Linked DNA regions of Homo sapiens: region 2 is linked to region 1. The links are chromatin loops, found by intact Hi-C in ENCODE. Cell type or tissue: OCI-LY7. All regions are shown on one strand.

Region 1 (8,000 bases):
TACTTAAATGGGTGGGTTGTATGGTATGTGAATTATATCTCAATAAAATTTTTACCAAAAGAGAGGAAGAACATTTTTAAAAAACTAACATAACATGGAATATATCTCAGAGGATAAATTTAGATGTTTTTATAGAAGGAAAGTTCATATTCTGATTTTAAAACTCTAGATAACAATGGTGAAGATAAATGCTGGCAAAATAAAACAATGAAAACCCTACCACAACACTGTTGTATATACAAACACACATACATATATACATATATGGATATCCAGTCATGCATTGCTTAATGATGGGGATACGTTCTGACAAATGCTTTATTAGGAAATTTCATCATTGTGCAAACATCATGGAGTGTAGGCATAGCCTACTACCCACCGAGGCCATATGGTGTAGCCTACTGTTCCTAGGCTACAAACCTGTAGAGCATGTTACTGTACTGAATACTGTAGGAAGTTATAACACAATGCTAAGTATTTGTGAATCTAATCATATCTACACATTAACAAGGTACAGTTAAAATACGGTATAAAAGATAAAAAACGGTACACCTGCACGGGGTACTTACCATGAATGAAGCCTGCAGGACTGGAGGCTCCTCTGGGTAAGTCAGTGAATGATGAGTGAATGTGAGGGCCTACGACATGACTGTACACTACTATAGACTTTAGAAACACCATACACTTAGGCTACACTAAATTTATTTAAAAAAATTTTTCTGTGCTCAAGATAAGTTAACTTCAGCTTACCATAACCGTTTTACTTGACAAACTTTTTGATTTTTTCAAACTTTTTGACTCTTTTGTAATAACACTTAGCCTAAAATGCACATACACTGTAAAGCTGTTCAAACATGGTTTTTCTTTATATCATTATTCTAAAAGCTTTTTTCTATTTTTAAAATTTTTATTTACTTTTTTACTTTTTAAGCTTTTTTGTTAAAAACTAAGACACAAATGCATATATTAGCGTAAGCCTACACAGGCTCAGGACCATCAATATCTCCATCTTCCAACTCCACATCTTGTCCCACTGGAAGGTCTTCAGGGGCAGTAACATCCATGGAGCTGTCATCTCCTAGGAAAACAATGCCTTCTTCGGCAGTACCTCCTGAAGGACCTGCCTGAGGATGTTTTGCAGTAAATTTTGTTTTATAATAAATAGAAGGAGCACCCTCTAAAATAATTATAAAAATATAGCATAGTAAATACATAAACCAGTAACAAAGTCATTTATATTATCAAGTATTATGTACTAAACATAATTATATGTGCTAGACTTTTATACGATTGGCAGCACATTAGGTTTGTTTATACCAGCATCACCACAAAGATGTGAGTAATGCATTGTGCTATGAGGCTCTGACGTCACCGGGTGATAGAAATTTTTCAGCTGCATTATAATCTTGTGGGACCACCTTTGTACATGAGGTCTGTTGTTGACTGCAATGTTGTTATGTGGTGCATGGCTGTACATGGAACCTAGGAATCATTCTTACCACTTCTTAGCTAGAGATACATTGAGCACATAAAACTCAAATGAAAATAATAAGAAAAATGCTAATCATTTATTTTGTTTTTAGAAAGTACTGTTTTGCATGGGAAAAAATTATTTATCACGTGCCAAGATCAGTAGCTTTAACTCCAGAAGATCAAGGCAATAAGTTGGCTTGTGTAGGTGGAATAAAACAGACAGAACACATATAAATGAATAAAAACAACTTATTCACATTGATGAAAAAATTAAATGACACATATCTTTTAATACAATAATTTCACAAGTGCACAAAAATCTGAGTCAAGGACAACCACTATAGCATAATTTGCCTTAGGGAACTAGTAGGGGGCTACTCAAATTATGATGAGTAGGTTGAATCCTGTGCCAATGGGATATAGATAACCAGTAAAAAAAATAAGGCAAATCTTTTTGTAGTATCATGGAATGACCTCCGTAATATATTGTTAAACCAAGAAAAGGCAACAAGCAAAACAGTGTAATTGTAAAATTACATTTGTGATAAAAAGTGTATCTATATTTCTACTCTTTCTCCTTTGGGAGGTTGGGTGCCAAGGTACAGGGATTCACTGTATGTTGAATTCCTGTCATGATATATATTTCATTAAATCCCTGTTTATTGTTTGCATGACTTAGAAGTAAAAAGATTTTTAAAATTATTGTCATAATTAAAGAGAAGTCTGGGTTTTCAAAAGTTCTGGTAAAAGTTCAATTTCACTTAGTTTTATCCATGTCAGTGATAGGACGATTCATGGACCAGGCACTCTACTAGAGGCTCAGAAATGATTGGGTTTCATTCTAGGGCTGTCCCTGAACTGCACTGTTGTCTTAAATAAATCACAAACTGGGTACACCTCAGTTTTGCTGTCTATAAAGTGGCAAAGTAATCACTTTTTGCACATATAGCTCCAATCCCCAAATTCCCAATTGCTATTATAAAATGAGAGGTGATGCTTACATTCTTCCAATGGCTCTCTGTTGTAAGCCCTAGGCCTGTAGAAAATATTGGATAATAAGAGCAGCTGGCACCAGGGGAAATGGCTCCAATAATGGAGTCCCTAAAGAAATAAATATCCTGTTGCCTCTAGTAAACCTTCAGAAGTCTATCTATTTGGGCACTTTTCAGACAGAGATTAATGTAAGCTAATTTAATAGCATTAGACAACACCTGGAGTTTCACTTTCATTATTTATTTCTACTCACGTAAAAACATTTAATCCTTTAGAGTGAAAGGCAGACACCACTATCATAAACCCCTACAATCTAGGGAGCTGAGAAAATAAATATTCAAATAATCAGATTATGATTGGCCAAGAGAATATATCATTTCTAATTTATAAGCATAGATTTGAAAAGCAAAAGTAGGATTATAATCTGTTGTACAGTTTTAAATAACTGATGATTATTGACAATGAATAATACACACACATCTGATATAAAAATACCTAAAATATTATTAAAACTGCATTCTGAACATCCTCCGACATATATAATATATAAAGATATCAATCTACCAACTTCTTAGTGTAAACCAGTAAGATGTAGTGTGATCCTTGAAACAACAGCAGAGTAAAATTGCTGTTGGAACCATTTATAAGACAAGCTTAATTTCAACCACAGTTCATAAATTGAGTAGGAGAACACTCAGCGAGTAAGATCAATTTGCTCTCAACGACTGTCCCAAGTGTCTTCTGCATAATTGTAACTTTACATTGGTTTTCCAAAGAGGCAGCCAAAATAGGTGGTTACGGAACTAGACTGAAACAAAAGAGAACTATCTGGCTCTACAGCTCGTAATAAAATCTTAAATAAGAATATTATGTGGCCTTTTAGGTCATAGCAAATGCTTTATAATAGCTATAAAATAAATGATGAACCAATACTTTGTGTGTATATATAATATATATACATGTTACCATTATATATACACACATATAGTATATATTATTTACATATTTACATGCACATTATACATATTTAGGTCACTATAATAGTCACTATCATTACATACTGATGATAGACAATACCACAGTTAGATAAAAGATTAAGTTGTTTCTTCAAGAGATTGGGAGTAATTGAAAAGACAAAATAACTGTCAAGGACAAAATTTAATTTAAAAAATTACCCTTAATGTCACTACACAAAGAAAATGAAAATTTAAATTGTGTAATCCCTTCATAGCATTTCAGTGGTGTGAATTCTTAATATCCTGTTAGGAATTTCCCATGTCTTCCTACCTAACATTTTATGGCTACTTTATATTCTCATGTTCGTGTAACACAATTTATATTCTCTCATTATTGCACAATTAGTTTGTTTCCAAGATTTGCCATTATAGACAAATGCAACAAACATGTTCACCCATATATCATTTTGCTTTTTTCATTTAGGATACATTCCTAGGTGTAAAATTACATGGGATTAGATATTATGAGCATCTTTATGCAGTGTAGTTTTTCTTTTTTGGTGGCACAGATCCTTGTAACAAACCTGTGACCACCAGGCGGAGCTATGCTGCCTGAAAAATGCCCCCTGGTGGCAAATGTCTTTGTCCAAACCCGTTAGGTCACAGGAACATCCGCAAGGTGGTCAGGGTGGGTTGCATGAAACACAGCTGCCTGGGATCCCGGACACACTACCCTGTAGAGCCCTACTCTCTCTAATTACTGATTTTTGATGACAATGTTAAGAAGTGAGAAAGGAACGGCTGAAAATGAAGGATGAAAGTTCATGGACCATGGCTGGGCACGGTGGCTCACGCCTGTAATCCCAGCACTTTGGGAGGCTGAGGCAGGCAGAACACCTGAGGTCAGGAGATGGAGACCAGCCTGGCCATGGTGAAACCCCATCTCTACTAAAAATATAAACATTAACCAGGCTTGGTGGCACGTGCCTGTAATCCCAGATACTTGGGAGGCTGAGGCAGGAGAATCGCTTGAACTCGGGAGGCAGAGGTTACAGTGAGCCGAGATCATGCCACTGCACTCCAGCCTGGGTGACAGAGCAAGACTTCATCTCAAAAAGAAAAACAACAGAAAGTTCATGGACCAAGAGTGAAAGAACAGGAGTCACTGGGACTCTTGTCATCTCTGCAGGTCCCTGCAGCATCTCTCGGGCCTGGTGACCAAAAGGGAGCTGGCGCTGTGAAAATCACAGGTGGCATCTGCGAGTGCTTCCTGGGTGCCAAGCACCTGCCTCATACCGTTACCCACAGTAAGCCTACTAGGGGTCCCGTAAGTAGCCTAATCCATTTGCAAAGAGCAGGCAGGGGCTCAGAAAGAGGAACTAAGTGACCTAAGATCAATGTGTCGGGGGGGGCTGGGCCTGCAGAGCAGAGGCTGGAGCATAAGCTGAAGCCTCTCCTCTTGTCCACGCCTCCAGTGGGGGCCTCCATGATGCACCCGTGTGGTAATAGTGGGAGGGAGGACAATGCCTCACCATAGCTTCCTAAAAACAACCACTGTTGTAAACTGCAACACATCTCTTTACCTGTCTGTCTCCCGCAGCAGTGGGCAAGGACAGTTGCTATCCTCATTTTTGTATCTGTGTTCAGATAGGCAGGCCAACAGTCAATAAACTGGCGTTGACTTTATGTCATCTCTTGTGTGACAAGCATAGTTCTTGGCATAGTGGAGAACAGATGCTGTCATGGCGGGCAAACAAATGAGCAAAAAATGTAGGAAGCAAAATTTCATTTTATTTTATTATTATTATTATTATTTTTGAGATGGAGTCTCGCTCTGTTGCTGGAGTGCAGTGATGTGATCTTGGCTCACAACATCCTCTGCCTTCTGGGTTCAAGCGATTCTCCTGCCTCAGCCTCCCGAGTAGCTGGGATTACAGGCACGCGCCACCAAGCCCAGCTAATTTGTGTATTTTTAGTAGAGATGGGGTTTCACCATGTTGGCCAGGCCGGTCTCAAACTCCTGACCTCAAGTGAGCTGCCCGCCTCAGCCTCCCAAAGTGTTATGATCACAGGTGTGAGCCACCCCGCCCCGCCAGGAAGCAAAATTTCAGATAGTAAAAATTTTAGATAAGTGCAGTAAAGAAAGTGAAATAGAAGCAAGGCTAGGGAAAGACCGGGGAAAGGGGAAGGCAAGTTCAGCTGGGGTGGATAAAGAAGGCTGTTCGGAGAAGACACCATTCAAACAGACTTGAATGACAGAGAAGAATGTGGAGAGATGGGGAAAGGGAGTCCCAGTTAGAAGGAACTGCAAGTACCAAGGTCTTAAGATGGGAAAAATTCTAGCATACTGCGGAGAGAAAGACAACCAGTGGGGCCTGAGTGCCCATGGAGGAGAGCAGAAGGAGGTGAAGTTCCAGAGGAAGGTAGGGACTTATCATGCAGGGCCTGTGGCCCCTCAAAAGAGTTAGGGTTATGCTCAGGTAACAGTGGAAAGTCCCCAGAGAGTATCAAACGGGATAACAGGAACGAATGAAGCTTTTAAATCCCTCTGGTAGTTGCATGGAGAACAGACTGTAGGAGGCAAGGATGGAAGCGAGGCAATCAGTGAGGAGAATGTGTTTGGAGCCCAGGTGGTGAGATTCAGTGATGACTTGGACTCAGGCTGTTGCATGGGGAGGAATGGATTGATGGGGGATGCATTTGGGAGGCAAAGACAAATTGACTTGCTTATGGATGGGATGAGGGAGGTGCAGGACAGACAGTAATCTTACAGTGGAATTCCCCTCTGGGTCACAATCCTCAGGAAGGGCGTTTCTGGATGTTAGAGGTTGTCAGTTAGTATGAAAAATATAAAATTCAAGACTGCTAAATTTTGATAAGCCTTTCATGATTAGTGATAGTATCACCTGGTTCACATGCTGTGGTGTATTTTATACAGTACTGAGTTATTAAAAGCATGGAGCCTCAGGATGGACTCTAGTTATTAAACTCCCCCAGTGCGGTGGGGTAGGTTAATAGTTGTGTTTTTCTCCCTGAGGGTCTGTAAACAGTTTGTGAAAGGATATTTGAGATTTGGCTGTACTAAGGTGAAGGGCATTTTGGGCATTAGGAGTCTGGGATGGGATGTAAAAAATACATAAATATTTCTTATCAAGGTGGCATTTTAAAGGGCACTGATGTTTTCCTTCCCTGTGAGCCAAACTTTGAGAACACAGACCCCAAACTGGATGACTACAGAGGCCTCCAGATCCCCTAATCCATGTCAGGAGTGCTGCATTGAAATCTCACCCCTTCTTTCTTTTTTTTTTAAAAAAACTAAATTTTATTTATTTTTATTATTAATTTTTAGAGACAGGGTCTTGCTCTGTCACCCAGGCTGGAGTGCAGTGGCACAATCATGACTCACTGCAGCCTGTAACTCTTGGGCTCAAACGATCCTCCCGCTTTGGCCTTCCAAATTTCTGGGATTATGGGTGTGAGCCACTGCACCCAGCCTTCTTTCTTTCTTTCTTTCTTTTTTTTTTTTTTGAGACATAGTCTTGCTCTGTTGCCCAGGCTGGAGTGCAGTGGCGCGATCTTGGCTCACTGCAACTTCTGCCTCCCAGGTTCACGCCATTCTCCTGCCTCAGCCTCCCCAGTAGCTGGGACTACAGGCGCCCACCACCACGCCCAACTAATTTTTTGTATTTTTAGTAGAGACAGGGTTTCACTGCATTAGCCAGGATGGTCTCCACTCCTGACCTCGTGATCCACCAGCCTCGGCCTCCCAAAGTGCTGGGATTACAGGCGTGAGCCACCACGCCTGGCCGCCTTCTTTCTTAAAGAATTTACTGTACGCTGAATCCTGCAGGTCAGAGTTTCCCGATAAAGAGAGATTAGAAGGGGTGGGTGGAAAAAGTGAAAAGTCCAGGAAGGGGAGTGGTCACAGGAGGGAGAAGGACAAAGCAGAAGCCAGGCAGGAGAGGCGGGGCAGGAGCCTCTGGCCCAGGCTCCGTCCACACCAGCCATGGGAGCTTCAGCAAGGCACAGGCCTCTCAGGGGCCCAGCATTCTCATCCGTCAAACGAGGAGGTTGGGCACCTTCAGTATTCAGCCCCTTTCTGTCCTAGCATCCTAAAATTCTATGGGTATTGTGATGATGCAGGGGTATCTATTACATCCACTATTGTCTGTTAAAGCTAACAGGGAAAGGTGTACCAGTTTTTATTATAATTTCCTTCCAAAATGGGCCCCTGAAGAGATAAGCTTCAATTACAGGACAAACATGCTTTTGCAGAATCACTTCATGTCCCAGTGACATGAGGAATTCATAGCAATATCAATGCCTGGCATCTGTATGAGTTTCATAGTTTATAAAGGTTCTTAACACACAATATTAATTTGTTTAACCTTCACTGCATATTGCAAAGATGGGTGAAGCAGGCATTTTCCCCCTGATTTACTAGATGAAATAGAGGCTTGGAGGGGTTCAGTGACTCATCTAAGCTAACACAGCTAGAAAGAGACAAGCCAGGACTCAGTCCAGGTGTTCAAATCTCAGTAATGTGTGTGTGTGTGTGTGTGTGTGTGTATTTTGAGA
Region 2 (8,000 bases), 100 kb after region 1:
CTAAATAGTTTTAAATTGTGTTCTAAGCATTTTGAATATTACATCATAAGACTCCTCTGGGCCTTGCTTAAATCTAATGAATAATCAGCAGCAGGCAGTCAGTGAGGTAGAGTTCAGGTTATCAGTTCCATCCAGCCTTCTGTAAGTTGTGCTTCCAAAGTTAGCTCCGTTTTCAAAGCTTTTGAAGTACTATTAGGATCCATACCTCATGTGCCTCCCACAATGGCCAGTCTAGCACTCTGGTGATGGTTTGCTCTGTAGTTCAATTCTCAAAGTCCGTGTATGCTGTTAGGATGAGATTCACATACAGCTCAGGGGTGAGCCCAGGGGTTCAAAAACAATTTAAGGGGTCATTTTCCCACGTTCCTCCTTTGCCTCAATATCTGCTATCCTTTCCAGTTCCCTGGGTGCCCCCCTTGTTAGTCCTCGAGCCAAAAAGCTGGGCCTTTAGTTACCCTGCTCTATGCACTTTTCACAACTGCACTCCTGTTTGTGGACAGATGGTATGTGTACATGGAGATAATAAAAACAGGGACCACAGCTCCTGCAAGCAAATGGGAAAGTTTCCTTCCCTTACAGTTTCCCTCTGGCAGGTTGGTGCTACCACCACTGCAAGGCTACACAGATTAGGGTATGGGGAAATGAAGAAGAAAAATGAGACTTCATTAGCTGTCTCTGAGTTCTAGGAGTTCCCTTTCCCACTTCTCGAGTCAGACCTAAAAAGTTTCTCCTGGAGCTCTTTCTGTCCAGGTCCAGGTGACCACTTCCAGGTTTCAAGCTGAACTGACTTCAAGTCAGAGAATACTGGAAAGAAAAACTTGTATGTTCACCACTAATTTTATGATACTTTCAATTCAACTCTTCTTTCTAATCTGCCCACTGCATATCCTTTTAAGTTCTCAAATAGCTGCTTGATGCATTTGGTCCAGTTGTTTGTAGCTGAATTTAGTGGGAGAAGAAGGGTGGAGTGTGCTTCCTCCCTCTTACCCTGAACTGGAACTCAACTGAGATCTTTCGGATCCCTTGCTTAGTTTGTGTGTTGGGTCTTCATATAAGTAATGGTCATTCTGAGGAGCTTCTATTGATGATAACATACATATGGATCTGAAGAAGAAAAAAAATCCAGATCATATAAAGAAGAAAAATATTTGGGTTATCTTAGGTATGAAAATTAGCTTTGGCCTTCACTTTTGAGGGAAACATAGCAGCTTGTGGCTGTCACTTAATAACCACCTGCTGTAACACCTGAATATCTTTCATGGCTTTATCTGGGCATGGTGGATGTTCTTCTGTGGATGGGTGTTTGTCACCAGGTGTAGGTAGAGTGTTGATCTTCTGGTCAACCTTATAGTTAATCTTAACATATAATAATTGTTACCTAGGATCTGGTAATTTAGGGCAGCAAGAAATCAACAAGGTACTAGTCCATGCCCTTTCACTCATGGTGTCAAATTGTTCAATGGAGCTTGGCTTATCATTGCAGATACTGAATGCTGTTCTTCATTGTCACAAGTCAGACATCTCAGCATGAGGTCAAGATGCTATTTTGCATTGATATTTTGGTCTGTTGGTGCTGCTAGACGTGATAAATCAATTTCACGTCTTTGTCAATAGAATACCAAAGCAAGAAAAGTGGCAGGTGCACACTAGATTTGGAGGCAGGGGACCCTCGTGAAGTCTTTCCCCAGCCAGCTTTATTGAGGTACAATTGATGAATAAAATTTCTATAAATTTAAGGTGTACAAAGTGCTATTTTGATACACATCTACACTGTGAAATGATTACCACAATCAAGCTAATTAACACATCCATCACCTCACAGTTACCTTTTGTGCTTGTGTGTGTGTGTGGGGGGGGGGGCGGGGGTTGAGGACACTTAAGATCTACTCTCTTAGCAAATTTCATGTATACAGTACAGAATTATTAACTGTAATCACCATGCTGAACATTAGGCCTCCAGAAATTATCTGCACAAAGTCTTGATTCTACAGCTTATTGATCATGAGACCTATGGCAAGGAACAACTTCTCTTCCTCTGTTTCTTTACCTGGAAAACAGGAATACTAAGAGTTCTCCTGCCTATCTTTTGGCAGTGCTGAGAAGATCAAAGGAGGTGTTTTGAAACAATTAGGTGGGATATTTGATTGGAATTTTCTTAAAGGGAAGTCCTATGTCATATCCATTCTATTATTTGGAGAACTACCAGGTTTTTCAGAAACATTTTATGAATAAAATAATAAAATATTATTTGATCAAGGCAACCTGAGTTATCTATAACATGGGTATCAAAATACCTTCATCAAAAGGTTAATGTGAAGAGGCCGGGCACAGTGGCTCACGCCTGTAATCCCAGCACTTTGGAAGGCCGAGGCAAGCAGATCGCCTGAGGTCAGGAGTTTGAGACCAGCCTGGCCAACATGGTGAAACCCCATCTCTACTAAAAATACAAAAATTAGTTGGGCATGGTGGCGGGCGCCTGTAATCCCAGCTACTCAGGAGGCTCAGGCAGAAGAATCACTTGAACCCAGGAAGCAGAGGTTGCAGTAAGCTAGGATCACACCACTGCACTCCAGCCTGGGCAAGAGAGCGAGACTCCATCTCAAAAAAGGGGGGGGGGGTGGTTAATGTGAAGATATTAAATGAAATAATATGCATTAAAAAATAAAAAGCATATCAGTGCTCAGAATACATCAGGTGTTTACAATTATTTTTCCTCTAAATCCTGGAAGCTTTTCAGCAGATTTTTGAGGTTGAAGAAACAGGACTCTCAGAACTGCAATAATTGAACATCACCTGAGCACACAAGTCACTGGAACCCAATAGAATCAGCCTAAAATATCAATAGTTACCTTCATGTTTCTTATGTTTTCTTGAAGAACAGACTCCTTTATCATTATGTGTCCCTCTTTATCTGCGGTAATCTTGTTCTACAGTCTGCCTTGTCTGAAATTAATGGAGCTATTCCAATTTTCCTTTGATTAGTGTTAGCATGGTGTATGTTTCTCCATCCCTTTACTTCTAATTTGAGCTATATATTCAAATTGGTTTTTATTTTGGTGGACAATATATAATTGGGTGTTATCTTAGTCCATTTTCTGATTCTATAACAGAATACCACAGACTGGGTAACCCATAAAGGAAGGAAGTTTATTTTGTTCACAGTCTGGAGGCTGGGAAGTCCAAGAGCATAGCACTGGCATCTGGTGTAGCTTATTCCATGGCAGAAGGGAGGATGGAAGGCAAAAGTGAATGCATGACACGGAGGGACAAGATAGGAGCCAAATATATCAAGAGTCCACTCCAGGATAATGCCATTAATCCCTTAATGAGGGTGTAGCCTAATCACTTCTTTCTTTCTTTCAAGAGACAGGGTCTCCAGCTATGTTGCCCAGGCTGGAGTGCAGAGGCTATTCACGGGTGCAATCATAGAGCACTATAGCCTTGCATCCTGGGCTCAAGTGATCCTCCTGCCTCAGCCTCCTGAGTAGCTGTGACTACAGATGCACACCACCACACCCAGCCGAATCACATCTTAAAGGCCCTACCTCCTAATACTGTTACAATGGCAATTAAGTTTCCAATACATCAACTTTTGGGGGACACATGCAAACCATAGCACGTTTTTTAAAAAACCATTTTCTCTCTCTCTTTTAGAGATGAGGTTTTGCCATGTTGCCCAGGCTGGTCTCAAACTCCTGGGCTCAAGCGATCCACCCACCTCAGCCTCCCAAAGTGCTGGGATTATAGGCATGAGCCACTATGCCTAGCCAGATCTCTATCTTTTAACTGGGGCTGTTTAGACCATTCACATTAAAAGTGATTATGGATATCTTTGAATTACTATTGACCATCTTTGTAATTATTTTCTATTTATTGCACTTGTTTGTTTCTTTTTTCCTTTCTTTTTCTTCCTCCTTCATGCTTTTAAAATAAATACAGAATTCTGACCCTGAGTTTTAACCTGAAACAAAAATTGGGGAAATATTATTGAAGAAGAATTTGAGAAATAATATCACCTCCTATCTATTTTGTCAGCATAATACTTATGATAAATCTTTGTTCTCAAGAGAATACTGTCGTGTAATAGAGTTTCACTATTTTGGATTTTAAATGTTTTTCTTTCTTCTCCTGGGAGGGCAGAAGTGATGTGTTTTTACTCTCTCCAGGGACTGGATCACAGGTATACACTTTTACTGTTAGGTTTGTGCCATATATAATTGCTTTTATGAATTACCTCATAGGCAAACTGCTTGCAGTGTACCACATAAATCTTATTCTTGCTGTTTTAGTGATTTGATGGTCAGGAATAAAATGAAAAATGAAAGGAGCTGAGCTGTGTGTTCTTAATTTCAAACCTCGTTTCAATCAGGTTTGTGGAATAGGCAGGACTGTAGTTGACACTTTAGGGAGCCAAAGGGAGGAGAGCGGCATTTGCTTTCTGTAAAACTCTCTGGAATTTAAGGTAATACTTGACATGAGTTCTTTTCTCCGGGCACAGATTTTCATTTCTAGACAATGTCCTGTAGATGGTGCCATTGCCACTCCTCACAGGGTAGAAGAACGGGCTTCTCTACGGGCTGAAACGAGGCAGAACTTTGCTAAATAAACCGTTTGATAATAGAGGAACCAGGAAAAGCTGGTTGTCCTTACCTCTTTACAGATACTCTTGCCAAACTGCCAAAGTCTAGGGTACTTCCTCATTCTGTAACCTTTTTTTTCCCGCTGCCTGGTACCTGGTATCTGTAACCTTTTCTTCTGCTGTCTGGTTCCTGGTATTGTAAATCACTCTCACCTGTCAGAGATGCCCCCTCCGTTTGGCTTCTGAGAGGTGGGATTCTCCCCTTTCCTGCAACCCCTCTCACCAGCTCCTCTCTCTCCTTGCCAGGCCTACTGCTCCTTACCTGGCCCCATGAAGGATGCACAGGCATTTCCCAAGATGCTGTCCCAGGTCAGCTTCCCTCCTCTGCATACACCCTCCTGTGAATCTCATCCCTTTCACATCACTGTATGTAAACCACCCCGAGCTTGCTTCTCTAGAGCCTCCCTTTTCTCTCCTGACATCTACACCTCTGCTTAATTCCCTCATGGAGATCTCAGCATTACCAAAGAGAAAGAGTCCCAGAAATCAACACAGGGGGCTGTACCAGCTCTGGAGGGATGCAGGATGGTAGGAAGCATAAAGTACATTATTTTTTTGAATTATTTTTTATGGATACATATTTATACCTATGTATGGGGTGTATCTGATATTTTGATACATGCATTGAATGTTTAATGATCCAATCAGGGAATTTAGGATATTCGTCACCTCAAACATTTATCATTTCTTTGTGGTGGAAATGTTTCAAATCTTCTCTTCTGGCTATTTTGAAATATAACAATATATTGTTGTTAATACAGTCACCCTACTATGCTATCAAACATTAGAACTGATTCTTTCTATCTAACTGTAAGCATTAACTAAATTAATGTAAAAGAAGCAGCAATTCAGAGCCACCTTGCACTTCCTGGAGAGGATGGGTGGGACACAGGGTACTGTGTCCCACCTGCTGTCCCAGGGGGTGGGACAGGTGATACATGGGTTAGAAGCAGATTCTGGGGCTGGGTGCAGTGGCTCACGCCCATAATACCAGCACTTTGGGAGGTCGAGGTGGGCAGATCACGAGGTCAGGAGATCGAGACCATCCTGGCTAACATGGTGAAACCCTGTCTCCACTAAAAATACAAAAAATTAGCCGGGTGCGGTGGCAGGCACCTGTAGTCCCAGCTACTTGGGAGGATGAGGCAGGAGAATGGTGTGAACCCGGAAGGTGGAGCTTGCAGAGAGCCGAGATAGCGCCACTGCCGTCCAGCCTGGGTGAAAGAGTGAGACTCCATCTCAAAAAAAAAAAAAAGAAGTAGATTCTAGGAGGAAAAAAAAGAAAAGCTACAGGTCCCTTGGCATTGCTTTATTTTTCCCTGGACTTGAGGGCTCATTGATGCATACAATGTACAGTTCCGGAGCAGATTTCTTCAAAGGAACCCATGACCCCTTTAAACATTTCTGAGCTGTATATGCACATAATTCCTAGGTTCTCAGCAGTTTGTGATTTCTGTGTGGGTGTTGCTGGGGCTGGGGTGGGGTGGGTTCATCCTTTATCGTCTGGGCATCTTGAATCCACTTAGTTGTCAGGTTCACAGCCTCAGGCTCTGTATCTGCCCTCTCCTTTCCATCGGGACCCCAGGTCCCCCTGACCCTTCTCACCTCTTGCCTGGATTTTTATTCCACTGGCAGAGATGTGCTTTCCCTACCTGGGGTTTTCTTGCTGCCATCCATCTCAAACTGCGTTAATCTTCCTAAAACACAGCGCTGCAGCTGCTGTCCAAAACTCAGGGCCTCCTGCCTGCCTCCACCAGTGCCTCCTCTCTTTTATTTAAGATTCAAGGCCCTGAACTCTTCAGCCTCATTCCCCACCATCATCATCACCAAAGCTTTAGGCAAATTAGACTCTTCACCTTCCACAGAGTGGTCCTGCCCTCTCCCCACACTGCACCGCTCTCTGCTCAAGTTCTTCCTGCTGTCCCGGAAGGCCCAATTCCTCCACCTTTGCCTGCTGAGGTCCTATGTGATCCTTGGCCCATTTCACAAGCCACGTTCCTCTCTCAAGGCGCCCCTACCCCAGGTACCCTGCCTGCTTGACAGGCTTCACAGTCCACTCTGTTGTCCATGATTTCAGTGAGCATCTCTTCCCAGAACTGGAACTCAGGGGCCGAGATGTGGTTTTCAAGTCATCCATTTACCAAGCGGATGGACCATAGACAGAATGATTAGGATGGACCATTCCCTATCTTTGGAATTGGAGATGATTCAGAGTGTGTGTGTATTAAGGAGGAGGCAGAGGGATGCAGACACAGGGAGGGAGGCTCACATCACAAACTGCTACAGGAGATGAGGTGCTGGTTTTAGGCCCACATAAGAAGGTACTCCAAGAGCCACCAGGTCTCTTAACTCCTGCTAGAAACCAGACGCCAAAGGAACCAAGGAGAGGGCTCAGCCTTGACAGGCAACTACTGGAGGGCTATCTCTCTCCCTGTCTCTCTTTGCACTTGGTGGTGTCCCCAAGGAATAATATGCTAGAAACAGACTCATGATTCAGATGCTCCACAAAGGTTTGTTATTTAAATGATTTTTCCCAAAGAGAATAATCTAACTTATATTTTCAAAACCGTGATGGTCCCATACCAGGTATGCTTAGAGTGGGCCGCAGGGATCAATAGGCATACTCTACCCCCTGAGGAAGGGCAGAGCACTTTCTGGTGCTTAAGTGTCATGCTCTACCAACTGAGCTAGCGGGCGATGATTTTCTGGTATTTAAATGATAACGCTTGATATGGTTTGGCTGTGTCCCCACCCAAATCTCATCTTGAATTGTAGCTTCCACAATTCCCACATGTTATGGGAGGGACCTGGTGGGAGGTAACTGAATCATGGGGGTGGGTCTTTCCCATGCCATTCTTGTGATAGTAAGTCTCACAAGATCTGATGGTTTTATAAAGGGGAGTTTCCCTGCACAAGTTCTCTTCTCTTCTCTGCCGCCATGTGAGATGTGCCTTTCACCTTCTGCCATGATTGTGAGGCCTTCCCAGCCACGTGGAACTGTGAGTTCATTAAACCTCTTTCTTTTGTAAATTGCCCAGTCTCAAGTATGTCTTTGTCAGCAGTATGAAAACGGACTAATAGAACAACCCACAGAGTCAGAGGCACTGAATTAAATCACAGAGCCTGGGCCTGACAGCCCCTTCATTATAGTCTTGTCCTTGAAACTGGACCCTTAGTAACTCCATTTTATAGAAAAACTGAGGTCTAGGAAAGTGAATAAACTCATCTCTCGCAGGGAAGAGGTTCTGGGGCTGAGAAAACCATATCTCCTCTTGTTAGAGAGTCATGATTTTTGAATATTGTCTTTCCTTTGACTTGTGTTTAGTTGGAGGGGAGTTTACAGCATTTATTTTCAAATAAG

The links. A loop is a pair of places that touch in the nucleus more often than their neighbours do. Peaks named below come from ENCODE experiments on the same cell type or tissue, not always from the same donor. Only the 100,000 strongest peaks of a DNase experiment are listed, where the experiment ranks them.
Region 2: a loop joins it to region 1, with 7 times the contacts of the local background. A loop is called at or near these places in 7 of 110 quality-filtered maps.

Annotation. Positions count from the first base shown.
Region 1 is chr13:29,468,577-29,476,576 of GRCh38, reverse strand. All of the region lies in intron 9 of MTUS2 (microtubule associated scaffold protein 2), which reads right to left. MTUS2-AS1 (MTUS2 antisense RNA 1) reads left to right here. Exons shown (of 3, transcript NR_046378.1): 3 at 1-62. Among named protein-coding and RNA genes, the nearest start is that of MTUS2-AS1, 15 kb to the left of the region's middle. In OCI-LY7, CTCF peaks have their summits at 3,810 and 4,018; DNase peaks (open chromatin) are centred at 4,036 and 4,776.
Region 2 is chr13:29,365,837-29,373,836 of GRCh38, reverse strand. The region is part of intron 8 of MTUS2 (microtubule associated scaffold protein 2); the gene reads right to left. Among named protein-coding and RNA genes, the nearest start is that of MTUS2-AS1, 120 kb to the left of the region's middle. In OCI-LY7, CTCF peaks have their summits at 4,316 and 4,518 (motif pointing right); a DNase peak (open chromatin) is centred at 4,596; H3K27ac peaks cover 267 bases.